Linked DNA regions of Homo sapiens: regions 2, 3, 4 and 5 are each linked to region 1. A link is a contact called in ENCODE Hi-C data. All regions are on one chromosome and are shown on one strand. Each heading gives the region's core, a stretch centred on a gene start or an enhancer-like site at or near the end of the contact. The rest is flanking DNA. Distances are from core to core; before and after follow the strand shown.

Region 1 (2,912 bases), core at 413-2,912:
AGACCAATCCTGGGATGATGCAGGAGCAGTCTACACATTGGTCTGAACACTGTGGGGGTGGAGAATCACTGGGGAACATACTGGTGCTTGTCTACCACAAACCTATATCCATAATATATGAAGAACTACTACAATTTGATAATAAAAGACGTCAATTAAAAATGGGCAAAAGATCTGAATAAACATTTCATTAAAGAAAATATCCAAATGGCCAGTTGGCAGATGAAAAGATGTTCAACATCATTAGTCATTAAAGAAATGTAAATTCTCAATGACGTACCCCTACACATCTATAATCAAATAACTGATAATACTAAGAATTGGCCGGGATGTAGAGAAATAGGAACCCTCAGCCAGTAGGAATGTAAAATGGTATAGCTACTTTGGAAAACAGTTTGGGCATTTCTTTAAAAATTAACATAAATTTATATGGCCCAGCAATTCCACTCCTAGTTATTTACTTAACGGGAAATGTAAACATGTCCACACAAAGACTTGCATATGAATGTGGAAGCAGAATTATTCGTAATAGCCCAAACTGGAAACAAGCCAAATGCCCACCAACTGGTACATGCATGAAAAAACGTGCCACATTCATACAATGCAATGTTATTCAGCAATACCGGGCATTAGGCACTTTCGCCTAATATATTTATGATGTTCTCTGAGAGAATCCTGCAGAATGCTGGGAATGGGGAATAGCCTGACGCAGGCTGTTACTTAGAAAGAATGGAAAGAAAAATTAATGCCCTCTTTCCTACTTGAAACCCATCATGATTCCCAGTTATACACTGAGTTTGTGTCTGTCACTGACAGTTGATTCCTATGCATGATCTCATATTATCTTCGCAATGACACTGGGAGATTTATATTAATAATACCATGCTCCCTAGTTTATAGCTTCAAGAAACTAAAGCTTGCAAAGGTGTAACATCAGGTGTGTCCTTTTTCATACAAGATTGGATTTAATGGTTAACACAGATAAGGGTGGGTTTTCCCATTTCCAGAGTGTAAGGGTTTCGCTTCTCTCCCTCTGCCGGTCTCCTCCACTGTTTACACCCAGTAGGGCGTGGAGGGTGGCCTAGGGTGTGGCCCAGGAGGCTTCCCTAAGGGAAGGGGGTGGTGGAAACCAGGCGGTTTGAAGCCCATCAGGATTCCCAGTTATATATCGAGTTTGTGTCCGTCACTGCTAGTTGATTTCCATGCATGATCTCATATAATCTTTGCAATGACACTGGGAGATTTATATTAATAATACCATGGTCCCTAGTTTATAGCTTTAAGAAACTAAAGCTTGGAAAGGCCTAATAACATCAGGTGTGTCCTCCATTTTCATGCAAGATTGGATTTAATGGTTAACACAGATTAGGGTGGGTTTTCCCACTTCCAGAGTGTAAGGGTTTCGCTTCTCTCCCTCTGCCGGTCTCCTACACTCTTTACACCCAGCAGGGCGTGGAGGGTGGCCCAGGGAGTGGCCCAGGAGGCTTCTCTAAGGGAAGAGGGTGGTGGAAACCAGGAAGGAGACGAGAACCCCAGCGGGCAAGTCACGCAGTTACGCTTGTTCGCCCAGAGAATCCGGCAGGGCCTCCGCAGAGCCGTAAAGAGCTCTACAAGTCGTGAAGGGGCGAGGCGCAAAAGCGTAGCTTTACGGCGATTCGAGCAGTCGCGTCAAGCAGGCTATTCCGGGTTTGTGGCTGCTTGGCTCCACACGTGGGCCGCCGTAGGTATTCCGACCGGTAATTCCTCCTATTGGTGTGCAGCAGCCACATTGAAGGATAGAGTGGCAGCAGAGGCCAAGGATCGTGAGTTGATGGAGTTTGCTGCTGAAAATGAAGGGAAGTCTGGGGGAGGTCTCCACAGCGTAGCTGAGGGGGTGCGGCTAAGTCCAGAGCCTGGCAGGGAGGGAGTAAGGGACTTAGCAGGGGCGGAGGAGTTCGGCGGCGGAGAGGAGGGGACAGGGCTGACAGGGATAAAGGAGATAGGGGATGGAGAGGAAGGAAGTGGACAAAGGCCAGAGGAAATACCGATGGACCTAACGGTAGTGAAGCAGGAAATTATAGACTGGCCAGGTACAGAAGGCAGGTTGGCTGGCCAGTGGGTAGAACAGGAGGTGGAGGATAGGCCTGAGGTGAAGGATGAGAACGCAGGCGTATTGGAGGTGAAGCAGGAGACGGATAGTAGTTTAGTGGTAAAAGAAGCGAAGGTGGGTGAACCAGAGGTAAAGGAAGAGAAGGTAAAGGAAGAGGTAATGGACTGGTCAGAAGTGAAGGAAGAGAAGGATAACTTGGAGATAAAACAGGAGGAGAAGTTTGTTGGTCAATGCATAAAAGAGGAATTGATGCATGGAGAGTGTGTAAAAGAAGAGAAGGATTTCCTGAAGAAAGAAATCGTGGATGATACAAAGGTGAAAGAAGAGCCTCCGATAAATCACCCGGTGGGCTGCAAGCGGAAACTGGCCATGTCAAGGTAGGGCATGGGGGATTCCATTTAGGGGAATAAAGCTGTGGAGTCCTCATGTCTAGAGTGAAGGAAACCACACTATCAGGAGAAGGTGGAATAATGAAAAATGAGCACAAGTTTGGGTTTCTGGAGTCAGACGGCGTTCGCGGGGGTGGGTTGGGAAGTGGAGGGTGTTGTACATGACAACACAACAAATTCAGTGAAAATACATGAAATTAGTAGTGTCCAATGGGTAATGGTCAAGTTAGGAAAGTGGAAATTCTGGGGACCAAAAGATCAGTTGGAACTGGATCTGGCTTGACTTAATATGCTCTTTACTCGGTATTCCTTTGAGAGAGAATAGAGATGAGAAAGTCTAATAAAACTAACAATGACAAAGTAGATTAAGTTAAAACTAGGCAAAAATACACTTGACCTCAATTATCAAGCTTCTTCATGGGTGCTGTGAATAT
Region 2 (2,912 bases), core at 177-2,676, 1.6 Mb after region 1:
TCAACTTGCTATACAGTAAAGACTATAAATAACCCAAAACCTTTTAAGTGGAAAAAATGCACAAATACATGTTCTTCCTCAATCTCCCAAAAATAGTTTGAAGAATGTAAAAAAATTTCTGATTTAGTAAAAAATTAATTCAAATAAGCTTCTATAACACTGTCAAGGTGCTGTATAAACCTAGGAGTAAATTTTGTAAGCCATTCTTGATTTTGCTGTTGTGGTTGTTAAGCTGAGTTTTCTTCCTTAACTGCTACCAAATACATAAACAGAAAGAGTCAAACGCTAGTGCTATTTGATGATCAAACAAACACACCAAAGAGGGCAAAAGTTTCAAGGGTAATTCTATTGTTCCTCTAATTGGAGTCACAGAAATACCTTGAGGAGGGTCCAAGGTGAGATGTAGAATGGCGGCACTAGTATTGTTTATATGTGCAATTTATCTTTTAGAGTGTATGGCACCAAAAATGGTTCCCCAGCACCATTTTAGCAAAGCTGCAAGTTCAAACATTTTAACATGCCTGAAAGAATGTGATTCATGCATAACCAACTTTTCCTGCATTTGAGTCATATGTATAAATAACATAAAATATAATTATAAAGTTTTTGATATCCATAATGTTATAAGTGTAAGAATTTAGATAGAATAATTATGTTTTATTTTAGAAATTCCTGTTTGTAAAACTGAAATAACTTTCTCACATGCATTTAAAAATAAAACCATGGCAAACACAATAGAAATGTAATTATAAATTCAAGAGTCTTGTTGCCCCTTTCAAAGTTTAAAGCTTATAAATACAAGACATTTTAAGAAGTAAACAGATGGTTGTTTCTGAAACTTAAGTATTTCATTTTTATGTAAGAACAACAAAAAAAAGTACATTAGAAATGATGTAAGAATTTTATAGAAAATCTTGTCACTGATATTGAACTTAGTCAAAAATAAAACCATACAATGATGAAAGCTGAATGATTCAGCTCAACTTATAATCAAGTTTTTATGGAATTCTTTCAACTTCATCTTGCAAAATGTCCTTGTGAAAATCAGAAAACAACAAACAAAAGAGGGTTCTTTATGTTTGATTGTAAAACTCCAATTACCATTTTAGTTGCTAGTTATAATGTATCATTTAAAAAACAAAACTTACTTGATCTGTCCCATAAGGCAGTATGTTCAGAGAAATGAAGGCTGTCATTTTCCAGAGCTGTTTTCTGATCATGTGCAGTACCTTTAGAGTGTCTATGAAATAACCGGCTAGCAAAACCTTCCAATTTCTGAAGAGCTGTAGTTGTACCTGTATACTGGTTACAAGGTGGTTCTCTATAAGCTGCCATTCATGTGCATTTACACTTTACTTAATGTAACTGCAAATGTTTCCAGAAGGAGCTCACAACTTCTTACACAGAAGCTAAGAGCTATGCATGTGTCAAACTTCCTGTTTGCAGGGTATTCAAACCACTACTGCTGTTCTGTTTCCTGTTAATATAAAACAGCACATTACTGAGCTTTTCTTAGCAAAACACTTTTCAGCTAGAGTTGAGGATTTTAAAAACTTGCAATATCTGCCTAAAAGGCTTTATGTTTGGGTGTTTTAATATTAATATATAGGCTAATGAGAGCATTAAATATAAAGCTTTATATATATAGTAGGCTAAACATTCTTTAAAAAGAAAACTAGTTAAACATGTATGACAAGTCTATGCAAACAACTGAAGGCCAAGCTGTCCTCCAAACACAACATGCTAAAGACAGGTTGTATTTTTTCTAGGAAATCAACTAATATACAGATTTTATGAATCCTTATAAGCAGCTAACTTTTCATAAAAAAAAACTAGTATGAAATGGGTATGAAAAAACTCTTGCAAAACAAATTTATAACACGTATAAATAAAACAATGTGAAATAGCACTTTAAAAAATTGAATGTTTCTAATTCATTGATTTAGGCCTAATACATACAGGAACTACATACACTTAGTATGTCAGTATTGCTTATCAAACTTATAATCTGCTGACATATGTCTATTACCAGGGGTACATTTTAAAACATTCTAAAATTTGAAAAGAACAAAATACAAGATTTAAATTATATAAAATCCACCATAGCAAGAAATTTCAATTGAGAGAAAAAAGTTCCTTCTAGTTGGCTGAGACATGTTAATTTTAAAACCTTACCACTGAAGACTACTACTTACCTAAACCCCTGATTTAGTGATCTCACTTAGAAACACCTCTCTATTTTTTTTTAAACGTTGTTTCACTCTGTCTCCCAGATTGGAGTGCAGTGGTGCGACCTCTGCTCACTGCGACCTCCGCTCCTAGGTTCAAGCGATTCTCGCCCCTCAGACATCCGAGTAGCTGGGATTATAGGCGCGCACCACCATGCCCGGCTAATTTTTGTATTTTCAGTAGAGATGGGGTTTCTCCATGTTGGCCAGGTCAGGAGTTGTCTCAAACTCCTGGCCTCAAGCGATACGCCCGCCTTGGCCTCCCAAAGTGCTGGGATTACAAGTGTGAGCCACCGCGCCTGGCCAAAACATCTCTTTTGATTAAAAGTAAGTAAAACTTGCCTTGTCAATTTTCAGGAAAGAAAGTAACCTGTGGCATTTAACAAAAATTTTGAGTACTTGTTTTTTTGACACTAAAGGATAAGAAATTTCCGTGGTTCTCTTTGGAAGCAGAGGGGAGGGGAGGGAAGGGAAGGAAAGGAAAGAAAGAAAAAGGTCTATCTAAAACAATCTATCTAAAAAAATCTTACTTCAGATTTACTGCCAACTGTTTGACAAACATAAAAAATAGAAACAATACTGATAAGTAAAATAAATAGGAACAATAATGTAATCAAATTAGGACTACATAAAAGGCCAATAAGAAAACACTGATTAGTGAATTTTGCCATTTAACAGTTCATT
Region 3 (2,912 bases), core at 168-2,667, 1.4 Mb after region 1:
ATGGTCCCTTTTACAGCTTCACACCAGTTCACGTATGTTTGTTTAAATCTCCAGTTCCCTCGGCGATTGGAGAGATGTGATTAAACCTAAAGAACTGGAGGAGACGGATTGGGGTGCTTTCATCTGTACTGGCACTCCCTGCCTTGACAATAAGCATTTGCAAATGAAATTGAATCCTCGTTGAAAACAAGTGCTGTGTGAACTGGCACAGCTTCTTCTGGGTGCCTAGCTCTCACTTAAGACACTGCAACTCATAAATGAGTCAAAGTAGAGAAAAACAATCCCCCTTTTCCTGCCCCCCTCCCATTATGGGCTTTGATTTGTTTTTTCTTATTGTGTTTGGTTTTTTTTTTGTCCACTCCCCCTTGCTCCTAGATTTTTTCATTGCAATGCAGAAGGACACTTAAAGCTTTTGTCAGCAAGTATTCCCCTACCTCACATTCTCAACGAAAGCCTCAAAAACCCGTCTGTGAGATGGCCATGCTGTGGTAAAGCAGGAAGCTCACAAAAAATGCCAGATAGCCCTTAGCACAGAAAGGTGGTGCTGGTGTGTGTGTGTGTGTGTGTGTGTGTGTGTGTGTGTATGTGTAAGAAAGAGTAGGTAACTCATTAGATTTATGAAAAATCATCAAAACATTTAAGGAGATATTGTAGCATCCATCACTCTGTCTTTTTGTTTAGTAGGATGAGGGCTGTGGAAAATTAAAAGCCTTCCACAATTAATATGCAATTAGCAAAATGAAAAAGCTACGAACAAAACTGCTTTAAGAAAAAAAAAAAAAAAAAAGGAAGAAACAGTCCCGAAACGTGTTTGCTCTTATTCAGCTGAAGCCATAAATTAAATACATTTCCACTCAAATCACTTTATACTTCGGCACTCCTTCTCTAGGGATTACTCTGACATGGCAAGTGCATCATTTAGTATATTCGCAAGATTTTATCACTGTTAGAGAAGTAGATGATTAACAAATAACACTGTAAGTGTGGGATAATTTTCACTCCTGAAACACACACATACACACAAACTTCCAGCTGCAAACCACTTAGATCATTGATAGAGAAATCCAACATTTAATATATATATATAGATATTAGCATACATTCACACACCGTTAGAGAGTAGACAGGAAGATAGTGCTGCTGCTCCATGCTAACAGAATATGATTTCACTTCAGTTGGAAACTGTTACACATTCACCATTTTCTAAGCATCTCAGAAAACAAAACAAAACACTCACAATGATACTCTGCAACACCACACTACATTGTCTTATTATTATTACTATTATTTTCTTTTCTGTGGAAGAGTAAAAAGAAAACCTACCTATAAGCAACTAAAAAATATCATTTTTTATAGGCTTATCAAGAACAGCCAAAGAAACCCCAATGTTTTCTTTCACAAAGTAGGCTGGCAAAGGAATTCAATAAGGAGGTACAATTTGACACAGTGAAATAAAACCAGGCTGGCTCTCAGCCAACATGACGTTAGGAATCACACACAAGCTGCACCAACTGCCTTCTGGTTCATGGCTGACTTTTTAAAGCTACAGTGTGCCTGTTCACTTTTGCTAACTACCTTCAGCACAATTAGTGCAAGAAATGAGTAAGGAGTCCAAAACCTGCAGAATTCTCCCTGCACCTGTCTTGTACAAAGAAAAACAAGCTGTCTCAATAGCTTCTTATTTTCTCCCTCCCCTTCATTGTTGCTGCATGATAGGTCTTAGCTGTTGTTCTGAGCATGAATGTCATGTTTCAAACTATTTCCTTTTCTCCCCAGAGGGAAAAATAAGAGTGAGAAGCCAGTGCTTATGGGCTATAACCAGAGAACACTCGGAAGCTGCAGTCCCATGTTACTCTTTTTTTCCTAATAGAGATTCATGGACAAAGTTCCCAGGGCTGGCTTTTAAGTAATCTCTTTGTGAGAATAAGGAAAGCACTGCCCAGCAGCAAATCCTTTTACTTCATTATGCAGGAAGTAACATATTTCGGAAAGGATGCAAAATAGATGACCAGATCTCCTGAAAACGCCCACATTCTTTTATTTTGGCATTTATCCTGCCAAATGAAGCCAGCAAAAATTCAAACTGAAACAAACAAAACCTTATTCTACAAAACGAAAACAATTAGTTCTGGGAGGTTTAATTTTAACTGTTTATCCCAGTTGGACAAAAAGCATAATTCAAGAAATTTAACCAACACTTACAATCTATGAGTACCCGGTACTATATTAGTTACATATGAATAGAAAGACATTATGCCCACCCCAAAATTCATAGTCTCTCCCGCCATCATCCTAAATACCAAATCAGAAAACTGGGAGGTGGAGCAGAGAGGCTGGGCAAGATCTTTTGTTTAAGTTACCCTGGTCATTCTCACAGTTCCCTTGCTTGGCTTAAACCACTTTTCCAGGAGAATAATCTCATCCCATTAATGTTCTGCACATACACAGAAAACATACATGGTTGCCTCTTCATTGAAATAAACATCAATCAACATTTGGACACTTTTAGGTCAAGATGGTCAACAAAACCACTCAAGACAGGGCACAGAACACAGGTTCCCCAGAAAGATCCTGGAAAAAGTTATCACTTGCTGTAATATCCTGTAGAATTCAGGTAGAATCTGAGGAAAAAGCTGCCTGCTTCCCTTTTTAAAAATAATCTTTTAGGACATTAGGAGATTACCTTTGATCTAAATTTGGAACCTGAATTTCAAGGTCAAAAAATTTGTTCTTTACTTATTCCAGGAATTATATTAGAAATTTTTGACTTCCTTGAAGATCAGTGCCAAGAAAGATTTCAAATATTTGCCATTGCTCCCTTGAAAAGGCAAACAATAGTAATCTAGGAACCAATTAAATATTTTTGAGCAGTATTTTTTGAGCATGGGTCAGGCATGTGGATCTTTCACCAG
Region 4 (2,912 bases), core at 211-2,710, 1.2 Mb after region 1:
AAACTGGCAAGTTTGAACATTTAAAATTTGAGTAGCTTAACCTTTTTCCATAAAGCCTCAAATTAATTAAAGTATGTGATGGTTTCCACTGTGTTTTGTTTTGCCTAACTGGTGGCATCCTAAAGACGACCATGGTTATGCTGCTTGCTTCTCTTGAAAAGCACTAAAAATAGGAATGGGAGCTGAGTTTTCAGGTTGTTTTCCATAAAACCATCACCAGTTATTCACATATTTTATAATCAAAATATACTTCTAAAATTTAGTAAGAGCTTGCAAGGTGGCTTAAGATTATCTGTATTTGTATTGTCAATCTATATATTCTTCTGGAGATTTCTAGATAGAATGCTTGACAAAATAAAAAATATTCTTTTTTCCCCAGCACCTACTGATCCTCAATCCACCAGGTTTCAGATTAGAAATCATAGCTCCAATAAGTCTTCCAGGACATCCCTCCCCAATACGTGCATACCAGAATGAGTTAAACGCCCCTTGTATGTATTGAAACAGCACCTTGACACTGAACATGAGTAAGAACCAGTCCCGGGCCTCAGAAGGGCCAGTAAGAGGAGGCAGACACATAATAATAATATTGTGTGAACTTCTACGATGTGCAAGAATAAGCAAACGTTTTCTTCCAATTGCAATTTAACCAGAAATGAGCACTGCGACCTTGACAAGTCGTTTAAACCTCTTTACGTTTCAGTTTGTTTACCTACCAGAAACGTATAAGGATAAAGCTGAAAAGAACAAATACAATTACCAGAAACTTTACAGTACTAATTTCGGTAAGGAGCTCCTGCAGGAATCAGAGAAGCAGTATTTTGGATTTATTACGTATTGCCTCCATTTCAGATTCTGCAAATTAACCAACGCTACCTAGACGGACCAAAGGGCTGAGACTTTTGCCTTCTGGGCCAGGAGGGCGTAGTTTTCACTACTAAGCCAACTGGCCTTACAGCTTTCCTTGTGAATCTAGCGTCCCAGGAAAGAGCCTATCAAGATAATCTTCCACCTTGACGCTCAGGCAAAAGGCTGAACCTAGAGTCTCCAAACTAGGGCGAGGGGACCAGAACACGTGGGCCGCGACGCCACCCTTCCCACGGAGCCACAGAGAACACTTTTGAGACCAGCAGACAACCACAGATGTGCGCCCCGCGACCGCCCTAAGCGTCAGGAACAACGCGCAAGCGCCCGGCAGCCCCCGCCTCTCGCGTACCTTCCGCTGCTGCTGTTTCCACCGCGTGAACATTAAGTGTCGCCGCTGTTTGTTTTTAATCTCCGAAATGCTAAAGCCTGGCGGAAAGGCAGCCGCTTTCGGGGGTTGGACCCCGTTTTCCGTCGCCCCATCCCCAGCGCCTGCAGCCTCCTGAAGTTCTTCGGCAGCGGCTTTCCGTTTTAGACTTTTCTTCCCGCTGCTGCTGCTCTTATCCCCGGCTTTCGCCATGGTCTTGGCTCCTTTGCTTCCGTACGGAAACGGAAATAGCCTTCTCCTGTGACCCCCTTCCTTAACCTTTTACTTCCGGGGTCGCAAAGTTTTTGACGCTAGATGTGTTTTGTGAGTTTTAGCCATTCAAGAAAATAGTAAAGCTGAGGCTTGAGGAAACTTTAGGCAGTTTGCCCAGCTGTATAAAGAGTGAGATGATGAGTTTGGGCACTCCTTGCGCATCTATGTGCCCAGCCCTCAAAATAATGGAACAACAACAAAAACCGTGCCTGGATTAGTTTACGTTTTACTTGAGGGAAACCTAAAATGAGCATACAAATAAATTATGGTGAGCTACAGAGTAAGACATGGTATGGAAAAAAAATAGAACAGGATAAAAGAAGATGAAGAGACATTCATCTTTTTGAGACGGAGCCTTGCTTTAATGCCCAGGCTGGAGTGCAGTGGCACGATCTCCGATCACTGCAAACTCCTCCTCCTGAGTAGCTGGGACTACAAACACGTGCCACCATGCCCGGCTAATTTTTGTATTTTTGCAGAGATGGAGTTTCACCATGTTGGCCAGGCTGGTCTTGTACTCTTGATTTCAGGTGATCTGTCCGCCCTGGACTCCCAAAGTACGTTGCAATTTTAAATAGGATTCTCAGAGTAGGCTTCATTGAAAACGTTACATTGAGCCAAGGTTTGAAGGAGGTAATGGGCTAAACTAGTTATCTGAGGGAAGAGCTGTTAATCTGAGAAAAGCTGGTTATCAAGGAGAAAAGCTGTCCTGGCAAAGCAAACAGCCAGCTCCAATGCTCCTAGTCAGTAGCAAGCCAGGAAAGGCAAGAAGTGTTGAGATTGGACAGGTGGTGTAGAGTTTTGTAAGGACTTTGGCTTTTATTTTATGTGAGATGAAGATCTCTTATAGAATTTTGAGGAAAAGAATGGTATGATCTTAACATCTTAAAAGTATCAGGCTGGTGCAGTGGCCCATGCCTGTAATTTTAGCACTTTGGGAGGCCAAGGCAGGAGGATTGCTTGAGCCTGGGAGTTCAAGACCAGCTTTGGCAACACTGTGAGACCCCATGTCTACAAAAAGTAAAAAAATATATATATCTGTTTGGGCATGGTGTACATCTGTGGTCCCAGCTACTCAGGAGGCTGAGGCAGTAGGATCCATTGAGCCTGGAAGGCTAGGTTGCAATGAGCCATGTTGGTGCCACTGCATTCCAGCCTGGGTGAGAGGGTGAGACCCTCTCAAAAAAATAAATAAAAATAAAGTAAAAGCGTCATTCAGAATCTTCTTTTGAGAAGAGCCTATGCAGGGGCAGGGTGTGTGGAAGAAGGGAAGAAATGATAGTGGCCTGAACCAGGGTAAGTCTTGTGTAGGTGGTTGAGAAGTGATTCCTCTGGAAGGTAAAGTTACTGATGGAACTGAAGGGAGGACATGAAAGAGTCAAGGATGACTCCAAGACTTTCGACCTGA
Region 5 (2,912 bases), core at 104-2,603, 1.2 Mb after region 1:
CCTGGTGTTTGAGACAGCACTCCAGTCTGTGGTTTCCCAATGCAGCAGTTAATAAAAAAGCAACAATTTTTTTTTTTTCTGAAACTGTTTCGGCCTAAAACACTGCTTATTCCTCAACAGTCTCCCTCACAGAAGTAATTATTGGACCATATATTCCCTAAAATCTCTTCCAGCATTAACATACCACGGTTCTAAGAGTTCAGTGATATATTTTACAACTACTGTAAAACAGATCATTCTTTGAATAGATACTTGTGTTTAATCTTACAAATCTGTAAAGTATGAATGACGTTTTAGCATTATACAGTCAACAAAGCACCAAAGGTGAAATAATTACAATACCTTTTGGGAAAAGACAATATTTATTGAGATAGCTTTCACATTCTTTTTACATATAATGTCATTTCATTCCGAAAAACAACTCTACGAAGCTGTATAATTTACTTTGAAATAAGGAAATAAAGCCTCAGTAACTTAAGTGGCTTGCCCAAGAATACCGTAAGTAGCAGAGCCAGAATTCAAACCCTGGTTTTAACCCCAATCATTACATCCGTATGAATTAAGTAAAATGCTAAACTTACGATGTACATTTTTGCGAACTGATATAAACTGTTGAGTAAATAAATTAGATTTTGTTGACCAGTGCAATTACACATGCTTCCCTAATAAAAAATTTGAAATCCATTAATGATAAAATTATTAACATTAATGGAAAACATCAGCGCATTCGGAGATTGACTACCCGAAAAGAAATAGGAAACATCTGCCCTTAGTGCTGTGACATAACACACATATTTCCGTGGATGAAAGAAAGACCTACTGGCTGAGCCTATTTTGTTTGGTTAGACCCTACCCTCTCTCCTAAAAACTCCTTTGGTACTCAATTTCAAGCAGGAGGTAATAAATTACAACGGAAATACTAAAGAGCAAACTTTCCGGAAACACAAAAATAAGTTTTATTTTAAAAAGTACAATAAGCATTAATTCTCCAGAGTAAATGGGTAACCGAGCAGACAGGTGTAATCTTCAGCCAGCACCTTGGCTTCTTCACAATCTCCTTCAGAAAAACCGATTCAAGAGCTAAGAAGCCAGTAAAGTCAAACCTCGAGAAGATCCCTTCTCCAGCGAATCAGCGCCCCTGCTCCCCGCCCGCCCGGCTCCGCTGGGTACGCGACAGCGACCTCCGCGCCTGCTCTCCGCCTCGGGTCAGCGGGGCTGGGGGTTGGGGGTGGAACTGAAAATGCCTGTTGGCCAAACTCGGGTCACAGAGAGACACGCCTGTACGGGGCGGGGGTGTGCGGGTGACTCACGCCGGGTGCACAGTAGCTCCTACGCCTCACCCAGTATCTCCCCTCACTTCCCTCAACCCTTCCCACAAACTGGGAGGAAAACTGAGACCTCCTGGTCACCCGCCGCCGGGCCTTTTAGAAACTCCCACAAGCTCTGCCTTCCCTCCCTGGTCCTCTTCAGACCCCCTCTTAGTTCTTCGCGGCTAACGGTAAGCTCTCTCCTTACCTCTCCCTAATCGGCCCCTCTGGAGAGGAAAAGAAAACTTAAGAGTCGGGTCGCGCTAGCCTCCAGCAGCCGCCGCGCCCACCGACTGCTCCGCCCCTTCTCCTCCCCCTCCTCCAGGCTCGCGCTCGGGGCCGGGTGTGGAGCTGGAACAGAGGGCTGGCAAGGCGCGCATGCGCACCGAGGGTGGAGCCGCTGAGCACAGAACCGGAAACTTAGAGACAAAGTTCGGAGCCCCGCCCCCGCCGCGCGCCGCTGAGTTGTCTGGCCCCGCCGACCCACGGCCCACGACCCACCGACCCACGAATCGGCCCGGCCGTCGCGTGCACCATGTCTGGCTCCTCCAGCGTCGCCGCTATGAAGAAAGTGGTTCAACAGCTCCGGCTGGAGGCCGGACTCAACCGCGTAAAAGTGAGCGGGGGCGGGCGGCCGAGGCGGGAGGAAGGCGGCGGCGGCGGGTGGGATCCGGCGGCCCAGCTGGCGGGGGCGGGCGGGACACGCGCCGGCCCTCGCTTCCCCTGGAGAGGACGCGCGCTCAGCGGCGGCGATCGGGGAGCGGCCAGCTTTAGAGCAGGCGCCGCGTGGGTCTACGCTGTGTTTTAGGGGGACGATTAGTTCGCCCTTCCGCCCCAGGACTTTCCGAGGCGGGCTGGCCCCTGGGTTGAACCGTGGCCGACATTCCGGTCCTCCTCCGTCTCTACCTCCCTTGGCAGCCTTCTCGGCTGGTCTCACCAACAGCTGCGCCTCCGCGCGCTGTCCGCACCCTTCCTTTCCCACTTTGCCAGCCTCCTGTTTCTCATCGGACAGGGTATTTTCCGACTTTTGATTCAGAGCAGACTTTTCTCCCATTTGATCTTTCCCAAACCTACTTCCTTTAGTATTAAATTCTTACCTTCAACTTCTCTTGTCCGTTGAACACATACTTTTAAGCGAATTATTGCATAACTTAAACTGTGGATTGAATAAGCATTTTTCGAAACGATCCTGGAGTGTAAAGTTCCGGTCAGTGCCCCGTACAACCTCGAACAAAGCGTGCATTTCATACCTATGGCACAGTTTGCTCATATTTGACCTTGGGGATATCGACTGGTCCGCATGCCGGAGAAAATGATTATTGTGGGTAATTATTGGTCTTATTTTGGCGTCTGGTTAGTATTGGCCTTGTCTTGGGGTACTTTGGGAGAAAAAGCCTTTTGTCTGTGTTGATAGAATAACTTGACATTCAAGTGCTGTTCTAAGTATTTCCTGATTTTTACAGTCCTAAATGGATTGGCTTCTTTCTGGTACAATAGGTCAGGCTACATGTGAAACACTTCTGCAGTTAAAAAAAGAAACAAGAATGTAAATCATGTGCCCTGTTAAAAGCAGCCAGTTCCTAAGATGATTTGATTTTATACTCA

What was found. A loop is a pair of places that touch in the nucleus more often than their neighbours do. Pooled maps may share reads with other maps.
Region 2: a loop to region 1 is called in a pooled map, with 7 times the contacts of the local background. The contact joins the promoter of PRKACB here to the promoter of ZNHIT6 in region 1. A Hi-C loop is called at or near these places in 5 of 50 pooled maps.
Region 3: a loop to region 1 is called in a map of naive thymus-derived CD4-positive, alpha-beta T cell, with 7 times the contacts of the local background. The contact joins the promoter of SAMD13 here to the promoter of ZNHIT6 in region 1. A Hi-C loop is called at or near these places in 1 of 168 maps with a recorded cell type or tissue (naive thymus-derived CD4-positive, alpha-beta T cell) and 11 of 50 pooled maps.
Region 4: a pooled map shows a loop between it and region 1 (7-fold over the local background). The contact joins the promoter of RPF1 here to the promoter of ZNHIT6 in region 1. A Hi-C loop is called at or near these places in 6 of 50 pooled maps.
Region 5: a loop to region 1 is called in a map of CD4-positive, alpha-beta memory T cell, with 7 times the contacts of the local background. The contact joins the promoter of GNG5 here to the promoter of ZNHIT6 in region 1. A Hi-C loop is called at or near these places in 1 of 168 maps with a recorded cell type or tissue (CD4-positive, alpha-beta memory T cell), 1 of 37 single-sample maps with no recorded cell type and 11 of 50 pooled maps.

The regions. Positions count from the first base shown.
Region 1 is chr1:85,707,183-85,710,094 of GRCh38, reverse strand. It overlaps ZNHIT6 (zinc finger HIT-type containing 6), which reads left to right and starts at 1,662. Exons shown (of 10, transcript NM_017953.4): 1 at 1,662-2,466. The coding sequence starts at 1,811. RefSeq lists enhancers at 739-1,571, 1,510-1,869, 1,572-2,405.
Region 2 is chr1:84,142,785-84,145,696 of GRCh38, reverse strand. PRKACB (protein kinase cAMP-activated catalytic subunit beta) reads right to left here and starts at 1,426. Exons shown (of 10, transcript NM_182948.4): 1 at 1,149-1,426. The coding sequence starts at 1,335. RefSeq lists a silencer at 1,358-1,407.
Region 3 is chr1:84,300,213-84,303,124 of GRCh38, reverse strand. It overlaps SAMD13 (sterile alpha motif domain containing 13), which reads right to left and starts at 1,417. Exons shown (of 4, transcript NM_001134663.2): 1 at 1,324-1,417.
Region 4 is chr1:84,477,814-84,480,725 of GRCh38, reverse strand. It overlaps RPF1 (ribosome production factor 1 homolog), which reads right to left and starts at 1,460. Exons shown (of 9, transcript NM_025065.7): 1 at 1,217-1,460. The coding sequence starts at 1,444. RefSeq lists enhancers at 884-1,043, 1,239-1,799.
Region 5 is chr1:84,505,022-84,507,933 of GRCh38, reverse strand. GNG5 (G protein subunit gamma 5) reads left to right here and starts at 1,353. Exons shown (of 4, transcript NM_005274.3): 1 at 1,353-1,498; 2 at 1,633-1,923. The coding sequence starts at 1,843. It overlaps SPATA1 (spermatogenesis associated 1), which reads right to left and starts at 1,548. Exons shown (of 14, transcript NM_001397487.1): 1 at 1,516-1,548. RefSeq lists silencers at 1,628-1,707, 1,958-2,087.